Regions from separate parts of the Homo sapiens genome. Here region 2 is linked to region 1. The links are chromatin contacts, found by Hi-C or POLR2A ChIA-PET in ENCODE. All regions are on one chromosome and are shown on one strand. Each heading gives the region's core, a stretch centred on a gene start or an enhancer-like site at or near the end of the contact. The rest is flanking DNA. Distances are from core to core; before and after follow the strand shown.

Region 1 (5,756 bases), core at 2,032-4,531:
TGAAAAACATGGTCCCCGCTCTCAAGAAGCTCCTAATTCAGAGGGGAAGGGGGCAGAGAGAAAGAGAACACAGAGAATGACAGTAGTATGGTGCATATGAAGCAGCCATGCTAAGTGACTGGGAATAAGAGAGGTACTGTATATTGCCTGTGTCTGATGACCTCTATGGGCCTTTCCTTCCCCAGGAGATCCTTTTAGAAGAGCATGGCCTTTTCATTCTTTGACTGCAGAACCACTCCTTAAGACTAAACTATGCCTTTTACTGTTTTTCTTTGCCAGTCCCCAAAGGACAGGGTGATATGATTGTGGGGTTGGAGATCCATCTCAGGATACCATAGAAAAGGTGACAGTCTTCCTATTTTTCTCTGAAGTTCAATTTTCCTTGGGTATTGCAATTTGCTTTTCAGCTCATTAGTAATTGTCCTTGAATTCTCAAAATGGTTTATCATCTTACTCTCTGTGTGGGGTGACTTGGAATTGCTCATTTACTTTGAGGTGATGTAGGTACCTATTTATTGAAAACCTTTTCATTCTTTAACATGCATGTCAATGCCCCTTTTCCTGCCGTATCTTTTCCAGTTCTCCCCTTCCTTTTTATACCTTTATGTTGTTACTTCCACCCCAAATTTTATACAAATTGATTTTAGTCTTGTATTATAGCTGCTTAGAGCCTCATTATAAGACTATAAGCCTATGGAGGGTAAGGACTGTATTTTATTCATTTTAGTATCTCTCTTATCCTGTACCTTCACCTGTTATTTACACATAGTAGGCAATGAATAAATGCTTGTTGACTGAATGAACTGGGATTTTGTAACATAATCCCTGTTTAGTTGCATGTTTTAGAGTATGTGCTTGTAGAACATGGTCAACTATCAGTTGTTTCTGCATGGGTTCTATTTGTTTGACTTAGTCTCTAGGAATATTTGCTTGGCAAACGCTCTCCAGATAATATGAAAAGGTTTTTGGATAGATCTGGGCTCAGACTTGGAATTTCTTTTCCTGTTTCCTTCTTGACACCCATATATGGCTTTATCACTGTAGAGTGTTGGTTTTTCTTACTTCCTGGTTTCTCCCCAATACTTGAAACATTCTCCTATTGATTCATTGCATCCATTTAAGTATCTAAGTTGCCAGGGAGTGTTCATGATGTTGGGGGGATACAGGGGGGACAAAACAGACTCTGACTCTATAGCCCGCTGAAACAGATGAATTCATCAAATAATAGGACAATTCAGTCAAAACATATTACCTGATAGCCTGATGGCTCATTTTAAAAGACATTTTTAAAAGTCTCAGAGGATCCCTGGGTAGGTAACCAGAGACTTCAAGCTTTCTGTCATTTGGTTTTCCAGTGTTCTGTGTCTCTCCAAAGCTCATATACATACATATATTCGGAGGATGCAAACTTAAAATTTTTTCTTCTGAAGCCACTTTCTATTTTTGCATACTGAATTTCAATCTTTAATTTCTTTAGTCACTTGATTTTAAATTTTAATTTCATAGCAAGTCTAGCTGTTCTCTGTAGGCATTCACATAAAAGGGTTGAGGTTTGCCCTCTCTGCTCTCCAGGGCAAGGTGAAATTTAATTATTTTCTAGGTTTTAAACAGAGAACCTAAAATATATATTTTATATCTTGACTTGCTTGATTTAAATCGTGGTTTAGAGTGTGTGTATGTGTGTGAAACGGTGGAGTAATGGCAAATGAAAGAAAGAAGGAAGTTACACACCTGTTGTCTAAGAACCCTATATGAGTTCTTGATCTGTAGCAAAAGCAGAGTCATGACCGTACCTTACACTCTGGATCAGCAGGTTGCACCAGGGACACTTCAGAGAACACATGAAACGTGAAAAAGCGGTTCTCTTCATAAAAGACAATTTTCTTTGAAGACCTCAGGTTCCTTTAAGGCAGGAAGCAATATGAGTTTCATCTCCTGGGCCTGATTAAACAAGATTATTTTCGTGTGCTATTTATCAGTAGACGATCACAATGAAATGTGCATACGACAGTTTACTGCCTCAATCACATATTGCAAATCAAAAAAACTAGAATGCCGTTTTGCTGGGGCCTCCTTAGTTTCTCTTCTATTTCATTCTTTCCTTTCCTTTTATTCCACATTATTTTACATTTTCCCATAAGTCATCCATAATTCAATCTCAGTCTAGAAGAGTAAATTCGATTACTCGGCGGCTAAACATCGTGTGCCTTCTCAGAAACAAGAGAACTTGTAAAACAAAAACAAAAACAACTTAAAAAAACAAAAACAACCAACAACCACCAAAAAAACAAAGGCATGAAAAGTTGGAACCTATCGGGAGGCTCTTGGAAACTTGGGCAGCTTCCTTTCTCTGTTCAGGATTTAGATTTCTATCTCACGTTACTTTGCGAACAGCTTCGCCTGTGAATCTCCCCCTACACCTCTGGGCACCGGTGCCAATTCCTTCCCTTCCCTTCCCCAGTAGCCCCACACAGTATAGAGGAGCTTATTTTCTAAGACTGCACCGGTGTCAGAGGTGACGTGAGAGTTTCTAACCGAATGGCGTTTTAGAAATAGGAACGGGAAACACAGAAACGGCTGAGGAGCGACCCCGTGGAGCAGACAGGCACAGCCCGGGAGCGGCGGACGCCAGCGCCGGCGCCGCAGGGAGCGCGTGCGGGGCTCCGCGGGGCCGCCTCCCGCGACTTCAGCAGGGGCCGCGGCCGCGCTCCCGGGCCGGTGGGCTGAGGCAGGCAGAGGCCGCCATATTCCTGTCTCACCACGCCCGGCCGGACGGCAGCCGCAGGTCGGCTGCGGCCCTGGCACGCAACGGCGGCCGCCGGCTCGGGCTGCGCGTCGGCGGCCGGGTCTGGCCCCGACTTCGGCCGGGGGCGGCCGTGACTGCTGCGCCCGCGGACTCTGCCGAGGGTGCGGGAGCAGTAGGCGTCCGCAGAGCCCGCGGGGGCCGGCCCAGCCCGGGAGCCGCGCGGGCGAGGCGAGAGCCGCACTGGGAGGCGCGCCGCGGCGGCCGCGAGCCCAGGAAAGCCTTCCAGGAGGGGCCGGGCGGCACCGCCTCCCGGCTCCCTCCTCCCGCGCCCATCCCCTCCGCCTCTTCCTCCTCCTCCTTTCGCCGCCGCCTCCTCCCTCCCGGATCTGTGCTCCAGTTCAGAGAAAGAAGAAAATGTGTGTGTGTGGCGAGGGGGAGGGCTCGCACTGAGCAGCCGCTCCGCGCCTGGCAATCGGGGCAGGGGGTGGGCGTCTGGCGGGGGCGGGGGCGGAGGCGGAGGCGGAGGAGCGCGCGGTTGCCGGGCGGGACGGGAACCGGGTCTGCGCGCGAGCCGGGCGGTGGGCGCGGACAGGGCCGAGGGCGCCCGGGAGCCGTGTCAGGCGGCGGCGAGGAGCGGGCGCGCCGGGCGCGGGGAGCCGTCGGCGGCCGCTCGCTGCGGGGACACCCCGGTGAATGAGCTCTCGCCGCCAGGCGCACGGCGTAGGGGAGCCTCGCAGGCGGCGGCGGCGGCGGCGGCTCGGGGGGCGAGGCGGGCCGCCTGTTCCCGGGGAAGGAGGCGCGGGCGTCTGAGCGAGGCCGGGCGCGGCGGCCTTCTCTCACGCGCCCCCCGAGCCAGCGCCCGCCTCCCGCGCCCGCCTCTCTTCTCCCGTCGGCCCAGACTATCCGCTCCCACCGCGCCCCCGGCCCACCTGGTGGCCCCGGCCCTGGCCGCCGCCCCCGCGGCGGTTCCCGGAGCTCGTCCCGGACGCGCGCCCGGGCGGCGGGGGCTCGGCGGCCACCGCTGCCTCGGGGGAGCGAGGGCGGGAGGGTGTGTGTGCGCGCTGTGAGCAGGGGGTGCCGGCGGGGCTGCAGCGGAGGCACTTTGGAAGAATGACTCTGGAGTCCATCATGGCGTGCTGCCTGAGCGAGGAGGCCAAGGAAGCCCGGCGGATCAACGACGAGATCGAGCGGCAGCTCCGCAGGGACAAGCGGGACGCCCGCCGGGAGCTCAAGCTGCTGCTGCTCGGTGAGTACCGTCCGGGGCCCCGCCGGGCCTCTGCGCCCCCAGCCCACCATCCTTGGCCCTGCGGGGCAGCTGCCTTCGGCGCCCCCGCCCCCCGGCGCCCGCGGTTCGCCCCTACCCTCCCGGGCGCGCCCCCGGCCACTGCCTTCACCCGCGCGGGCGCGCGGGCGCGTTACACACAGACACACACACACACACACACACACACACACACAGCGACACACACACGCAGCACAGGGGTCGGGGCTGCCCTGCCCGGTGCCTTGGCTTGTTCCTTTTCGTGTCCCTGAGGGCTGTACCTTATCTGCTGTGCATCTGCTAAATGGCAGATCACTCCGACCAGAGGCGCGGGGGTGGAAAGGTGGGCAGAGGGGTTGAACTTCCAGTGTCGTGGCCGCGGCACCCCATGGGGTGGTGGCGTGGGGAGCCGTGTGTGTGGCCCAGCGGGTGGCGAGCGGAGCCGGGGCACGTTGGGGGATGGCCTGCGGTGGAGTGGCCGGTGTGCATCCATTATCAGTGCCCTATGGGGTCAGGAGGGAATGGGGGAACGGTGGGCAGACTCGCAGCTGGATTCCCGGAGCACTCATGGTGAGGAAGCCAAGTGGTTGGCCCTCCAAGGAAAGGGTCTGTGTACTGGGGGCGAGGCGGGAGGGCAAGCCCAAATGTGTCACACAAGTGCTGTTCTCTAGCCACCAGACCATCGAAAGGAGGGAGCCTAGAAGAGTTGGCCAGTGGATGGTGACAGGCGTTATTCTCGTCTGCACCATTCCTTCTAGATAAAGATGAGGGTAGGGGAGCGTTGTGCTGTGTGGTTGTTGACAGCGACCGGTATCTTTTGTTTAATGAGGCAACCTAGATGTAGGCCTCAGTTCACAATAGTTACTACCGAAAACCAGTGCAGTCTCTCAGTTACTCTCTTGGCAACAAATAGAAACCTTTTGTTTAAAACAGATAGCATTTTAATGTCTTTGGAATCTGGGCGAGAAGGAAAAACGGGAAGCATACAGGAAAAATTTCCCTCTAGTCTTGAAAAAAAAATTCTGCTTCAACACTAAGTTAGCAAGAAAATGCCATTTCTCAAATAGAAATTTATTGATGATTATCTCTGGGAGGATGTTCAGAATCAAGCGATCAGGGTTCATATACAAGCCACAGTGACAGAACCCTGAGCTACTGTGGCAGGAAGAGCAAACAGCTTTGCAGTAACGGGCCTGAAAAATGTCTGCACTTGTGTTCTGGGTATTTGCATGTATAATAAATGTGTTTCTCAAACATTTCTGTAAGAAAAGAATATTGTACTGTTAGTTGGTGTTTGTGAGAAGCATGCATTTTCTTTCTTATCTTGAGCATTCCATTTGCTGGCTCAAGGAACCAATTGCCTTTGGGAATGAACTGCTTATGTACTGGATCATTTACAAGCAGGAACAAAATATACTGATCACACACATAGTTACTAATAGTTAATTCCCATGACATGCTTTCTTTATGTCTTCATTTTGAAACTCAATTAGATAAATGTGCACATGTTTATAAAAAGCAGAAGGCAAAAGCACTGGATGAAAGAGTTGGGCTTAGGGGAATGAAGCCAGGGAGGAGGCAAACTGCAATTGGAAAGTAAAGATTTTTTTTTTTTTAATTCTCATTTTGAGCTACTTCTAGTGGCTGAAAACAGGCAGTTGAATGTTTTCTGAGTTCTCAAGGTTGAGAAGAAAATAAAGAACAAAAGAAATAAGAGTGTTTTAAGTGTATAATTAAGGGGAAACGCAC
Region 2 (5,828 bases), core at 1,623-4,122, 5.9 Mb before region 1:
CAGGGTTTGCCCGTCACTCTTAGAGCCTCCTTTGACTTAGGTGGGAGGCCTCTTACTCTCCAACCCACAAGGCCCAAGACCCCTTGACTCCACTGCCGAGTCTTTCTTACAGATACTTAAAAAAGAGATAGGATTGGAATTTGAATGGAATTAGCTTAGTCCTGCTATAAATCCTAGGGAGGAGGGGTTGGCAATGACTGGCATTCACTTCACAGTGTGGGGAACTTAAGTAACTCCTTTTCTCTAACTCTGGACTCAAGACATCAATTTGGGGACAATGGAAAATGCCCCATTCTAATGCTGTTGGGCATTTGCTGACCTCCTCTCTGCAATTGTGTGGCCTCTTGAGAACTTCTGTTGAGACTTCTGGGTATTCCTAGACTTAAATTGTTACGTACTATTAATTATTGAAGTTTTGTCAGCAGACCAGTCTGACTTACCAATTCACAGTCATGATGTGAGTTTTTGTTTGTTTTCAAAGAGTTCTAAAAATGCAACTTGGCCCTATAGTCAAATTGGGCAACCACAATCTCCACCAATCATGAGGGGAACCTTGGAAGACTAGGAAATAATCCATCACCCCAATCTGAAAAGCAAGCCCAGGACACTGGCTTTCGCATTTGATTGATACTGAGCCACTATCAGACATTCCCTTGACATCATGACTCAATACACAGGTATGTGTATAAATGAAATCTTAGAATTTTAAAAATTATGTATTATTTATTATTTTTTTGAGGTAGAGTCTCATTCTGTCACCCAGGCTGCAATGCCATGGTGCAACAACAGCTCACTGCAGCCTTGACCTCCCAGGCTCAAACCATTCTCTCACCTCCACCTCCAGAGTAACTGGAACTGCAGGCATACTCAGCCACACCTGGCTAAGTTTTGATTTTTTGTAGGGATGGGGGGTCTCATTATGTTGCCCAGGCTGGTCTCAAACTCCTGGGCTCAAGTGACCCTCCCAGTTCAGCCTCCCAAAGTGCTGAGATTACAGGTGTGAGCCACTGTGCCCAGACTGAATTTTTAAAATTTTAAATAATTCAGTTAAAAGAAAAAAAAATAAAAACTATAAATAAAATAGTCAGCTTTTTTCCCCCACCTTCATTCCTATATTTCATGAGAGAAGGAAGGGTTTTTGAAGATGCTTAGATTGTGCTACTAAAAACAGGAGGCATTAAAGCATTTAAAACTAAATTGGTAAAGTTAAATATTACCATACGACCCAGCAATTCCACTCTTACGTCCATACCTAAAAGACCTGAAAACAGGCTCGGCGCGGTGGCTCACGCCTATAATCCCAGCACTTTGGGAGGCCAAGGTGGGCGGATCACCTGAGGTCGGGAGTTCGAGCCCAGCCTGACCAACATGGTGAAACCCCGTCTCTACTAAAAATACAGAAAACTTAGCCAGGCGTGGTGGTGGCACATGCCTGTAATCCCAGCTACTCCAGAGGCTGAGGCAGGAGAATTGCTTGAACCCATGAGGCGGAGCTTGCAGTGAGTTGAGATAGCGCCACTGCACTCCAGCCTGGGCAACAGAGCGAGACTCCATCTCAAAAAAAAAAAAGGAACTGAAAACAGACATCCAAATATTGTATGTGAATGTCCATAGCAGCATGGAAACAGCCCAAATGTCCACCACCAGCTGAAGAATGGATAAACAAAATGTGGTATGTCTATATCCATACAATGGAATTTTTTCAGCCCTAAAAAGTCCTGATAGGGCCGGGCAGGGTGGCTCATGCCTGTAATCCCAGCTACTCCGGAGGCTGAGGCAGGAGAATCGCTTGAACCCATGAGGTGGAGGTTGCGTTGAGCCTAGATGGCGCCATTGCATTCCAGCCTGGGCAATAAGAGCGAAACTCCATCTAAAGGGCCGGGCGTGGTGGCTCACGCCTGTAATCCCAGCACTTTGGAAGGCCGAGGCGGGCAGATCACGAGGTCAGGAGATCAAGACCATCCTGGCTAACACAGTGAAACAAACCCCGTCTCTACTAAAAATACAAAAAATTAGCCGGGCGTGGTGGCACGCGCCTGTAATCCCAGCTACTCGGGAGGCTAAGGCAGGAGAATCGCTTGAACCCGGGAGGTGGAGGTTGCAGAGAGCCGAGATCACGCCACTGCACTCCAGCTTGGGCGACAGAGCGCGACTCGGTCTCAAAAAAAAGAAAAGAAAAAAAAGAAAAGAAGTCCTGATAGATGTTACAACATGACTGCATCTTGAAAACATTAAGCAAAAGAAGCTAGACACAAAAGGTCATATACTGAATGATTCCATCAATAAAGAAATGCCCAGAATAGGTAAAGCTATCACAGAGTCAGAAAGTAGATTAGTGGCTGGCTGGGGTTGTGGGGAGAGGGGAACCAGAAGGAATGACTGCTAACTGGTTTGGGGATTTTCTTTTGGGGTTATGAAAATGTTTCTGAACTATATACAGAGGTGATGGTTGCACAACACTGTGAATGCATTAAACGCCACTGAATTGTGAGTTTTAAGATGGTTTATGTTAGGCAAGTTTTACTCAATAAAAATAAAAATAAACTGAATTGGTAGCTAAGATATTGAAACACGGTGTGGAATCGTTCTCACTCATTTCACGAACCCGTAGAAAGATGCTTGCGCTCAGGCCTCACAGACCGGTCCCAGCGCGTTGGTGGGACACAACTCGGATTTGCAGGCAAGCCCAGGGGCCGGCCCTTTGCGGACTTCCTGGGGACGCAGGACTCCTGCGCGGCGGGCTTGGAGGCGTGGCCAGGATGGGGGCGGGGCCAGGACGCGGCATCCAGGAGAGGACGCGGCGGGAGGCGGGCTTCGCCGGTTGCCAGGAGAACTCGCGACAACAAAAGACGCGGACGGCGGCTGCGCGGTGTGGCAGAGCGAAGCTGAGGAGTCCAGCGCTCGCCGACAGGGGCCTGGGCTGTCCCGAGCCGGTCAGTGCTCGGCGGGCCTGGCGGGCGGTGCGGGGAAGTGGGGCGCCCTCCCTTCGCGGTGCCCGCCCTCCAGCCCGCCGCGCCCGCCGCTCCCGCGCCCCCAGCCGGCCGTTGGGACTAGTAGGCTCCGGCTTGGGGTCGGGGCCGCCGCGGGTGGGTAGCGGAGGGTGGGCGGTTGGGGCGCCAGCTAGGCCTATGGGGGCGTCCGAGGGGTCTGGGGTCGGGGCTGGGAGCCGGCGAGCGACTAGAGGCAGAGCGCCCCTTCCGGAGGAAGTTGGGTCAGCCCTGAGGAGCGGGTCCCGGGGAACACCGATCGACCGGAACGCGGGACCCGGCCTTTCAGAGCGCACCCTGTGTTCGTCTCGTGTCGCTGCACGGCGTGAGGTGCGACGCGAGGGCCACCACCACCGAGCGCTTTGTTTTATCGCAGGCGTCTTTTTCCCACCGTAGAGGTTGAAACTTGGGCGCATTTCCCACCGTAGAGGTTGAAACTTGGGCGCATTTCCCACCGTAGAGGTTGAAACTTGGGCGCATTTCCTACCGTAGAGGTTGAACCTTGGGCACATTCAAGCCCGAGAGCTCCCTCCCTCGGAGGCAGGTGACTATAAAGAGCAAAGCGCCCAGATTCTTTCTTTGAAACACCTTTTAAGTAACACCTTTTAAGTCTCCAGTGTTGAAAATCCTTGTTGTTTGCCCTTCTTTACTCTTTTGTCGTCTTTACGCATTTGGGGCCTTTTCTGAGCTCCGTATGCGATTTACTGTCCATCTACTGGCAAGTTTTTTATGAAAATAATTAACAAACCACACATTTAAGACAACCACTGCTTTCTGGGAAATCAAGGGTACGGGATGGCAACGGTTTTTGGAGACACTCATTCCTGACCAGTGACATGACATGAGGGATTCAATATTTCTCTTGCCTTTGCTCAGATTTCAAAAACCCGTTGAGTATACTTAAATACGACCAATCAGATTTTGCTTTTTTTTAAATCATTTATTGGCAACATAATACGTATGTTTCTGATGACTATAATTGATCAGAATCTGAAGTATAAGTGCTATGGATTGTGTAAAAACTTTATTTCTTGTATATTGATGTTTTACAAGCCCTATGTTTGTGGACCATTACTATTGTTTGTTTGTTTTGTTTTGAGACAGGGTCTCGCTCTGTTACTCAGGCTGGAGTGCAGTGGCACACTGCAGCCTCAACCTCCCGGGCTCAAGCGATCCTCCAATCTCAGCCTCCCAAGTAGCTGGGACTACAGGTGCGTCACCACAGCCTGGCACATTCTTGTATTTTTAGTAGAGACAGGGTTTCACCATGTTGCCCAGGCTGGTCTGGAACTCGTGGGCTGAAGCGATCCACCTGCCTTGGCCTCCCAAAGTGCTGGGATTACAGGTGTGAACCACTGTGCCCGGCCCCATTATTATTTTTTTTAATGCTTAGAATAAGTTTCAGTTGCCTTTATAACCAAATTCTTTATAGATATTACCATTAAAAACCCCAAGAAATGAGGCTGGGCATCGTGGCTCACATTTGTTTTGTTTTGTTTTCAGGAGGGATCCTCTCGCTTCAGCCTTCTGAGTAGCTGGGATTACAGGCGCACGCCACCATGCCTGCCTAATTTTTGTATTTTTAGTAGAGACAGGGTTTCTCCATGTTGCCCAGGCTGGTCTCGAACTCCTGGGCTCAAGTGATCCACCCGCCCTGGCCTCCCAAAGTGCTGGGATTACAGATGTGAACCACCGTGCTGGGCCATGGTTTTTTTTTTTTCAAGGGTAGTGAATATTATCAATTCATTGTTGTTAGTGTTATTAATAAAATATTATTTCAGTCTAGTTGTCTGTGTTACTTAATGGTAATCTTCAAGACTCAGCAGCTTTTCCAAAGAACCTAACCTCACCTCAAATTCATTACTTTTCATCATCTGCACTCAAACATTGTCATAGATTACTTGTTAAATTTTGTATAAGCTTTATCCTTCCAAAACTGAACATTTGTATGTAAGTTTTTATGCGAACACAATGTTTTCATTTCTCTTGGGAGTGGAATTGCTGGATCATTTGATGGAGTGGAATTGCTGGGTCAAGAGATAACTGTATGTTTAACTTTTTGCAGAAATGTCAGTCTGTTTTCCAAAGTGGCTATACCATTTTACCTTCCCACAAATAGTGTATGAGGGTTCTAATTTCTTTATACCCTGCCAACACTTATGATCTGTCTTTTTTATTATAGCAGTGCTAGTGGATGTGGATTGGTATCTCATTGTGGTTGTTGTTTGTTTGTTTGTTTGTTTGAGACAGTCTTGGTGTATCGCCCAGGATGGAGTGCAGTGGTTCGATCTCAGCTCACTGCAACCTCTGCCTCCTGGGTTCAAGCGATTCTCCTGCCTCAGCTTCCCTAGTAGCTGGGATTATAGGCGCCCACCACCATGCCCGTCTAATTTTTGTATTTTTAGTAAGGACGGGGTTTCACCATGTTGTTCAGGCTGGTCTCGAACTCCTGACCTCAGGTGATCCTCCCACCTCGGCCTCCCAAAATGCTGGGATTACAGGTTTGAGCCACTGCGCCTGGCTAATTTTTGTATTTTAGGTAGCAATGGGGTTACACCATGTTGTCCAGGCTGGTCTTGAACTCCTGACCTCAGGTCATCCTCCCACCTCAGTCTCCTAAAATTCTGGGATTACAGGCATGAACCACTGTGCACCTGGCCTCTCATTGTGATTTTGATTGCATTTTCCTGATAGCTAATGATGGTGAGCATCTTTTCATGTGCTCATTATTCATTTGTATATCTTCTTTGAAGAACTGCCTTTTCGGATGCTTTGCCTATTTAAAATTTTTAAAAAACTTTTTGAGTTATAATATTTATATATTCTAGTTGCAAGTTCCTT

The links. Hi-C counts contacts between places; a loop is a spot of excess contacts on that map. ChIA-PET counts read pairs that join two places held with the same protein, here RNA polymerase II (POLR2A).
Region 2: a loop to region 1 is called in a map of CD8-positive, alpha-beta T cell, with 14 times the contacts of the local background. The contact joins the promoter of KIF27 here to the promoter of GNAQ in region 1. A Hi-C loop is called at or near these places in 1 of 168 maps with a recorded cell type or tissue (CD8-positive, alpha-beta T cell). POLR2A ChIA-PET finds 5 or more read pairs at or near these places in 1 of 52 experiments (WTC11).

The regions. Positions count from the first base shown.
Region 1 is chr9:78,029,336-78,035,091 of GRCh38, reverse strand. GNAQ (G protein subunit alpha q) reads left to right here and starts at 3,281. Exons shown (of 7, transcript NM_002072.5): 1 at 3,281-3,992. The coding sequence starts at 3,857. RefSeq lists an enhancer at 3,198-4,092.
Region 2 is chr9:83,918,476-83,924,303 of GRCh38, reverse strand. It overlaps KIF27 (kinesin family member 27), which reads left to right and starts at 2,872. Exons shown (of 18, transcript NM_017576.4): 1 at 2,872-2,933. It overlaps LOC105376335 (serine/arginine repetitive matrix protein 1-like), which reads right to left and starts at 3,403. Exons shown (of 3, transcript XM_011519284.2): 1 at 3,043-3,403; 2 at 2,606-2,950. The coding sequence starts at 3,403. RefSeq lists enhancers at 1,472-1,976, 2,591-3,340 and silencers at 2,710-2,859, 2,890-3,269.